3 separate regions of the Mus musculus genome follow, and regions 1 and 2 are each linked to region 3. The links are chromatin loops, found by intact Hi-C in ENCODE. Cell type or tissue: heart. All regions are shown on one strand.

What was found. Peaks named below come from ENCODE experiments on the same cell type or tissue, not always from the same donor. Only the 100,000 strongest peaks of a DNase experiment are listed, where the experiment ranks them.
Region 1: it touches region 3 in a loop (6-fold over the local background); 14 of 42 quality-filtered maps call a loop at or near these places.
Region 2: a loop joins it to region 3, with 5 times the contacts of the local background. A loop is called at or near these places in 6 of 42 quality-filtered maps.

What each region holds. Positions count from the first base shown.
Region 1 is chr12:84,875,556-84,878,055 of GRCm38, forward strand. It overlaps Ltbp2 (latent transforming growth factor beta binding protein 2), which reads right to left and starts at 936. Exons shown (of 36, transcript NM_001370743.1): 1 at 201-936. The coding sequence starts at 676. D030025P21Rik (RIKEN cDNA D030025P21 gene) reads left to right here and starts at 247. Exons shown (of 1, transcript NR_028577.1): 1 at 247-2,500. In heart, CTCF peaks have their summits at 1,367 and 1,587; a DNase peak (open chromatin) is centred at 1,396; H3K4me3 peaks cover 1,779 bases; H3K27ac peaks cover 348 bases; H3K27me3 peaks cover 2,500 bases.
Region 2 is chr12:85,031,987-85,034,486 of GRCm38, forward strand. It overlaps Ylpm1 (YLP motif containing 1), which reads left to right. Exons shown (of 21, transcript NM_178363.4): 6 at 1,931-2,048. Among named protein-coding and RNA genes, the nearest start is that of Ylpm1, 37 kb to the left of the region's middle. In heart, a CTCF peak has its summit at 944 (motif pointing left); no DNase peak of the experiment used is centred here.
Region 3 is chr12:84,783,578-84,786,077 of GRCm38, forward strand. Ltbp2 (latent transforming growth factor beta binding protein 2) reads right to left here. Exons shown (of 36, transcript NM_001370743.1): 32 at 2,397-2,500; 33 at 2,151-2,318; 34 at 1,627-1,908; 35 at 1,177-1,326; 36 at 1-818. The coding sequence ends at 673. Among named protein-coding and RNA genes, the nearest start is that of Isca2, 12 kb to the left of the region's middle. In heart, a CTCF peak has its summit at 1,098 (motif pointing right); a DNase peak (open chromatin) is centred at 1,144; H3K4me3 peaks cover 418 bases; H3K27ac peaks cover 882 bases; H3K27me3 peaks cover 1,585 bases.

The DNA.
Region 1 (2,500 bases), 92 kb after region 3:
AGATAGTAGATTTATTTTCCCCAAAATAACTTTTTGAAAGCTGGTCCGAGCCCCGGTTTCGGAACCTCGGAGCGGTTTCTCTAGTAGTTACTGAGGACAAAGGGACAGGACCCGCACTCCACTGAAGGCGTAACTGTCCGGGATACCCGCATCCCTTTGCTCCACCCCGCCCCCAGCCCTATCCCCTCTTCAGTGCTCACCCGGTGAGCCGCCCTCGCCGTGCAGCCGCGGGTCGCTGAGGGGTTTCCAGGCGCGCGACAGAAGGTGCAGCCCTGGCTGCTATCTGCTGCTGGCCCCGGGGATGGCTTCTCCGAGTCTGGACAGGTGGCTGGACTCGACGCAGCTGCTGGGTTCGGGGTGGCCTCCTGGCCTCGGCCTCTGCGAGCCTCCCAGGGTTCCCCTGGGCCGGCTGGTTCCACTCAGAGGGCGACAAGCCGGGGACCGGCGCGTCAGGCTCTCGGAACAGACTGTACACCTTGGCTGCAGCCGCTGCGGGGTGGCTGCCCACGGGGTGCCACAACCGATTCGCATCCCTGCTAGCTGGTTCGTATCTCCCTATGGAATCCCGTTGGGCATGACTTGTCCCCATCAAGACAGCCAGGACAAGTGGCAGGAAGCCCCTCCAACGCACCCGTCGGATGCATCCGGAGCAGCGAGCGGTGGTCGGCGCTCTCATGGCGCCAGAGTGGCTGCAGAGCTGTGGGCACCGGAGACCTCGCGGGGAGGTGCTTTCCATCGTTCGCTCCACAGACCCGCCTGGCGACTTGCCCCTTCCCGTCTAGGGGACCTCTGAAACAGCCGTTTGGGGGTCCAGGGGTTCCTAGGTAAGGGCTGTATGGCGTGAGCTGCCCGGGCTGCGCACCGAGCCCGAGCCTGCCGCACCTTCGCTCCCGCACTGCCGCCGTCTGAAGGGGAACCGAAGGGTTTTATTTTTGGAAACCGCCCCCTGCTTTTTCGCCTCTTTTATCCACGCCATGCCCCCCTCCTTGGAGGGACAGCTCGGCCCCCTTATTACGGGAGACAAGAATTCCAGCAACACCCTCTTTGGCACCGAGAAGCGAGCGGGCGGCGAGGGGATTAACCCGTGAGGAGCTGCGGGCGACAGGGCAGACCCGGGGACTGGAAAGACAGATGGCGTCTGCCTGGACCAGCGCACCTGAGCTGCCTTTTTCCTGTCCTGGGCAAACTCAAGTTGTCCACCTGTCCTGGATGTATTTTCTGTTCCTGACCTCACGGACCCAGATGAACTGCTTCTCGGGCCTGAAGGAAGCTGGGGAAGGTACCCAGACCGGAGTAATGGGGACCGAGCCCGAGGCATGCGCGCCTGGTCTCGTTGCTTCCACCTCTGACCGCTGGGGGCGCTAGGCGAGAATGCAGGTGTCCCTGGGGCAGCTCCCAAGAGCCGGTTGCCTATGGGGAAGGGCAACTTGGGGCGCGCGCCCCCTGGTGGAGCTGGTCACACCCTTGGCCACCGTGTTTTGTAGCGACACACTCTGCCAACCTGCTTAGAGCCTAGATCTTAATCTGCTTCCTGTGGCGCCAAGCCTTGACCTGGGCCTATGGTGATGGTGGATGCCCGCTGGAAGAGTTGTTCTCTTTTTACAAAGGTAGGCATGGAGCCTCTTGAATAAGGTGACTAAAGGAGAGTATTGCTAAAGATGGAAATAAAACCCAGGCTAGTGGCCTCTGGCCCACAGTCCACTCTTTGAACTCCTACCACCGCCCCTCATTCCTTGGAGAATTTCCCCAAGGGGCTGCATGAGCCTTTGAGCCCTGCTGGGCCGGGTTCTCACACCTTCTTGTATTGAAGGGGACAGGGATGTCCGTTGCCTCCCACCTAAATTAACCTTCTTCCCTGTGTCCCATGCCCCAAAGCCTAAAAGGCTAGGCATATATGGTTTTCCTGAAAGTGTTTTCACAGCCTACTGGCTCCTAAGCAGACAGGATAAAAGAGCCTGTAAAGGCACCAATTACAACTTCCCATACCAGCCCCTCCCTTCCCAGAATCCTAAGTAATACCTAACTGGATTAGAAAGTCTCAATATTTGACACTGGCCTACGGAGTCCTCCCTGCCCGGCTGGTTTTCTGACCGATCTGAACTTACTCCTGCTCGGTATTCATTACACAGTACCCTCACAGTCTCTGCTTGGCAAATGTTTGATGCATTGTGACGGCTCATCTCTCTACCTAGAGTATTCATCTCCAAGAGGTCTTCAGGACTACCTCTTCATTTCACCTCACAGAGCAAACATCGGCCCCTACAGTGGCCATGTGTGTTCTTCCGCTTCCCATTCCTGTGAGGAAATACCCAAGCTTGCCCACTTACAAGGGGAAATCATTTCCTGGGGCTTTGTTGTTGTCTTGGGTTGGTTTGGTTTTTGTTGTTATTCTTTGGTTTTGGTTTTTCTCAAGACAGAGTTTCTCTGTTTAGCTCTGGCTGTCTCCTTTGTAAGACAGGATGGCCTTCAGCTCAGAGATTTGTCTGTCCCCTGAGTACTG
Region 2 (2,500 bases), 250 kb after region 3:
AGCATGATGTGAGGCTTGCTGCAGAGCGTTTAGCTACTTGCTTCTAAATTGTGGGCACCTTTAATTCACATAACTGTTCCGGGCACTACACTGATCCTCCCATCTTAACCTCGTCTGTCCAAAAGCTTGCAACGAAAAATAGTATCATCGCCATTCACAATAATACTAAGACTTGCTAAAGTTTACTTGGTTATTAAATGCAGGCCCAGAATTTGAACTGTCTGACTCTGAAATCTATTTTATAGAGAACATAAAACTGATTGGTGATTGGTTACTAAACTGCCAGTTTCTTTTCTTTCCTTACTTAAAAATTACTTTTTCATTGGTTGTTGCTTTGCATAGATGGCTGGATGAAAGGTGCTGCACGTTCACCCCTTTTCCTTCAACCCCTTCCTAGGCAGCAAAACCTAACAACATATGTGAGCTGTTGGATAGTAGTTAGCACAGTTAGAGCACACTGGTTATAGTGTGCCTTTAGAGACGAGGAATACCATAAGCAGTGTTTCTATGAGATAGGAACATCCCTTATAGACTTTGTGTCCCCTTGGGTCACAATGCTGTATGTAAAGAGATACTGTAAACATTCTGGAGATGGTGTAGTGGATATTATAAATGTAGACGATAGGAATTATAAGAAAAAGTAAAGGGATGTTAGCTAGGGATTAAAATAAAGGAGTATATAATTAATCTTTAGGAATACAGAGTATTATTTTTAAGAATATAGACCTGTGAGTGTTGTCACCATCTAAAGCAAATAGTAAACTAATATGCATTCAGGAGTTAGACAAGTGGGGCTGGAGAGATGGCTTAGTGGTTAGGAGACTGACTGCCCTTTCAGAGAATCCAGGTTCCTATATATACTCAGCACCCACATGGCAGCTCTGTACAACTGTCTCTATCATCAGTTCCAAAAGGATCCACTGCCCTCTTCTGGCTTCCATGTGCACTGCATGCATATGGTACACATACATGCAGACAAAACATACACAAAATAAAAATAATGTAAAAAAAATTTCAAGACAGGGTTTCTTCATGTAGCCCTAGCTGTCCTGGAACGTAGAGATCCATCTGTCTCTGCCTCCCGAGTGCTGGAATTAAAGGTGTGCACCACCACTGCTGGGCATGAGACTTTTTTTTCCTCCCTTTGGGGGAAAAAAAAATTTTTTTTTAAAGGGTCAGACAAGTTAACAGAAATAAATGGAAGTGTGCCAGGAGGAACTCTGGAGTGTGGCAATGACTTGATAGACTGCTTCATCTAACATGGTCGGCCGTGGCTCCACACAGCTACTTGTTGACAGAATATAGGTGCAGTATTAATCAAAATGCTTTAAAAACTCAATTTCTATGTAAAATATTTCCTTTATAAATAATGTCAGCTAATTCAAGTTTTAAAAACTGATGTGAGAGGTAGGTATAGTGGTACATACCCTGTAATGCAAGTGCTTGCACGAGAGTGATGAGTTCAAATCTATTTGGCCGTTTTAAGCCTAGCCTAGGTACCTGAAACTGTTCCACCCCCACCTCCCAAACAAAATAAGCCTCCTGTGAAAGCCTAAAATGCCTTCTTAGACTGTTATTTTATACAGAGTCCATTTTGTAATCTGTAGAATATTGACAGCAATTAGCAAGAAAAAATTTGGGATTTCTTAAAAGAGAAACATGGTGGGTAGGTAACATCCTATGAAGGCAGGTTGTAGAATCAATTGTTGAAGATCATTGATAATTTATGATTATAGGTCTTAGATGGTTGATGGGTTAGTTGTGTAAAAGAAGAGAATGCTACCATAACTGAGGTGCTGTATGGTATGGGCGCTGCATAGAACTTTAGTCTTTAGGTGTTTGTATTTTTTTTTAAATTTGATTTTAATCATAGTTGTTTGGGATGGTGTAAACATGCTTTAAGTACAAAGACAATTTCATTTGTTTACAGAGAACAGAAAGAGCAGCTTCAAAAGTTGAAAGACTTTGGGTCTGAGCCACAGATGGCTGACCATCTACCACCCCCAGACTCAAGACTACAGAATCCATCAAGACCTGGGATGTATCCGGTATGGGAAAATGTGTGCTCAGAAAATGAGATTCTTTTTTTTTTTTTTTTACTGTGTATGTTTATATGATGTAGGATTTATTTTGTTTTGTTTTGTTTTTGTGTTTCTAGACAGGGTTTCTCTGTGTAGTACTGGCTATCCTAGAACTTCCTCTGTATGTAGACCAGGCTGGCCTTAAATTCATAGATCTGCCTGCCTCTGCCTCCAGGGTGCTGGGATTAAAGTCATGGGCAACCAATGCTTGGCAGTGATGTTGGATTTTTAAAATTCCAATAAGCATACATTTTTATTGTAAAAACATAAATTTTGGAAAAGTGAAAGCTTTGAACATCTTTAAAAGTAGTTAGACATATGCAAGAATACTCCTTTCCCTAGGCTTTAACAGATAGACCAAGCACAGCTGAACCGTGTAGCTCCGTGGTCCCTGGATTCAGTCCTGGTCACAGTCTTCT
Region 3 (2,500 bases):
ATGTTTTCCACATCACTCTCTTGCCGTACTTTCTCAGGCTCACTGTTCCTCGTCCTTTGTATTTCTTACCACTCAGCGAGTTAGTATTAGTCTTCATCCTCTGAGATGAGGGGCTGCAGAACTGTCTAAGAGATGGAGATGTGGCAAAAAGAGCTCATGCCAGCCTGGCCGAGTGGTGGTGTTGGTTCTGAGAGGTGACAGGAGCTACTCCCCAAACCCTCTCTTGCTCCACAGACTGTGAAGAGACCATCCCTGGGCGGATGCAGCCACTGTCCCCATTACAGAACAACTAGGATGATGTGTGGCTCGCAACTGGAAAGGGGTACCTGCAATGTTTGCACAGCCTAAGAGCACAGCCTGATGAGTGCCCTATAGTGTGGTCCCGGGGACAGACTGGTGGGCGTGTCTCATGGCCAGTGGCTGAAGCATTAAGATATTTGTGGTGTCTGAGCCAAGCAATGGCATAGAGGCAGTGATGGAAGCTCACACCCAGAGTTAAGCTGGAAGAAATAAAAATTTGGCAAGGCTGGCAGAACTGGGTCCAGAGCCCGGGCCTGATGTCATCACGTCATCTTCCCAGCGCGATGTCTTCCCAGCTAGGGAAGCAATCTTAAGTCCACGGCCTATGGCTGAAGCCATTTTCCAGATAGCTGCCCACACAAGCCCTCACTTCTACTCCTTGGCCGCACAGTGTGGGGGGCCTGGCTCTGCCACGTAACCTGGCGAACAGTGGCAGCGATAGGAACCCTCTGTGTTCTCACAGTGACCGTGTGCACAGAGTGCTGCAGGCCCGTTCAAGTCTTCACACTCGTTCACATCTATGGAAGCAAAGAAGAAAGCTGCAGGGGTCTCTGGGTCCCTCTAGCCACCAGCCCCTTCCCCCTTCCCTGGATATGACACCCAAAGGCCCCCTCTTCAGACCCCCTGCCTCATCAGGCCGCCCCAAACAAGTCAACTAAGGGACAGAACCCAAGAAGCAGTCATCTTAGCATGCCCAAGACTATGCCTTCGTGTCTTTGCTTCTCTTCTGTGGAGGATGGACCATTAAACCTGTCTTTGGGGCTTCCACTTTCACTAGCTTGACACACGCCCACTAGGGGGCAGCAGCGTGTTTCCCGGCTGCCCTAGCCGGGAGTCCTGTGGTAGGCGTGGTTCTCCAACTCACTCCAAACTCACCCACACAGGCCATGTGGGCCGCATCCAGCTGGAAGCCCTCAAAGCAGTCGCAAGTGTAGCCCTCCCGCACACGCACGCAGCGGCCATTCTCACAGCCATTCAGGATGCCACATTCCTCAGCCTGAAGGCCTTCGAAGGAGGCCAGGGGTTCTAATAGAGAGTCAGAAAGAAGAAGGCTGAGGTCTGAGGGCGTAGGTTCCCGTGTCTCTCACCCTACACCCTCCAGTACAATGGTGGTCGCTGTTGCCTGCCGAGGGTGGGGTTGTCAGTGGATCGCAACAGCCCTACAGAACGACACTGCAACAAAGGTCACACTCTCCTTAAGGTTTGGGGTGACGCTTGGCTGCCTGTGCCCAGTGTATTTCCCCTTCCCTGTCCTCCCCTGGCAGGCAGGCAGAAGGGGTGAGAGGACGGCAGGGCGTGGCTCTTCTCCAGTTTTGCTGCACGTACCTGAGTGGCTGGCTAGATAGTGAGGCTGAAGTTCAGAGGGCTGCAGAGGAGGCTCAAGGACAGGTGTGTTGTCTCCCGGCTGGCTGGCTGGGTTGGAGAAGGGAGGCTCAGGGGCAGTGTCCTCGGGGCCTAGGTAGTTATAGAAGGGAGCCCCATCTGGGCCGTAGAGGTTTTCAGGCAGATCGTCCAGGCCAGGGCCATACTCATAGCCTGGCCGGAAGTGGATCCCTGCTCCGCGCTCTGCCTCAATCCGAGCCACGTTGCACAGCTGAGCGTAGACCTCTGTTGGGGAGGACGGAGAAAGGTGCTGGGTTTTAGTTCCTGCTAGCTGAAGCTCGGTAAGCTGGCCCAGCTGGCTCTTGGCCCAAGAGGAGAACACATGGGGGTTCCTGACCAGGCTTGCGCCTTTCTTTGTCCTGAATGACCTGGACTAAGGGCAAGGCCTGGGCTTCCTGATTGCTCTCTTTTCAGGGTGAGGTATCCCCTTCCCAGAGCTATGCCCAGATCTGCAGGTACCCTCTTACCAGAGCTCCTGGGCGGGCACAGAGCGCATTGCTGGCTCCAGGCCTCCCCATCTTGGCAGCAGCATTCTGTATAGGTGGTATGGTGCCCACGCAAGGGCTGGCTGCACACATCATTGGTGACTTTTTTCCAGCAGATGTCCATGTGGATGTCATGGTCAGGGAAGTCCTCTGGTGGCACACACCCCAGAAGACTGTGAGTCCCAGGCCAGGTCTACACCCCTGATGTCCACACCCCCATCTACTCACCCGTGCTGCTGGTGCTGTTCACACAGCGCTGCCCACTGAGGTCTAGGGTGAGGGGGGGATTGCAGAGGCAATGGAAGGAGCCTTCTGTGTTCACACACTCACCG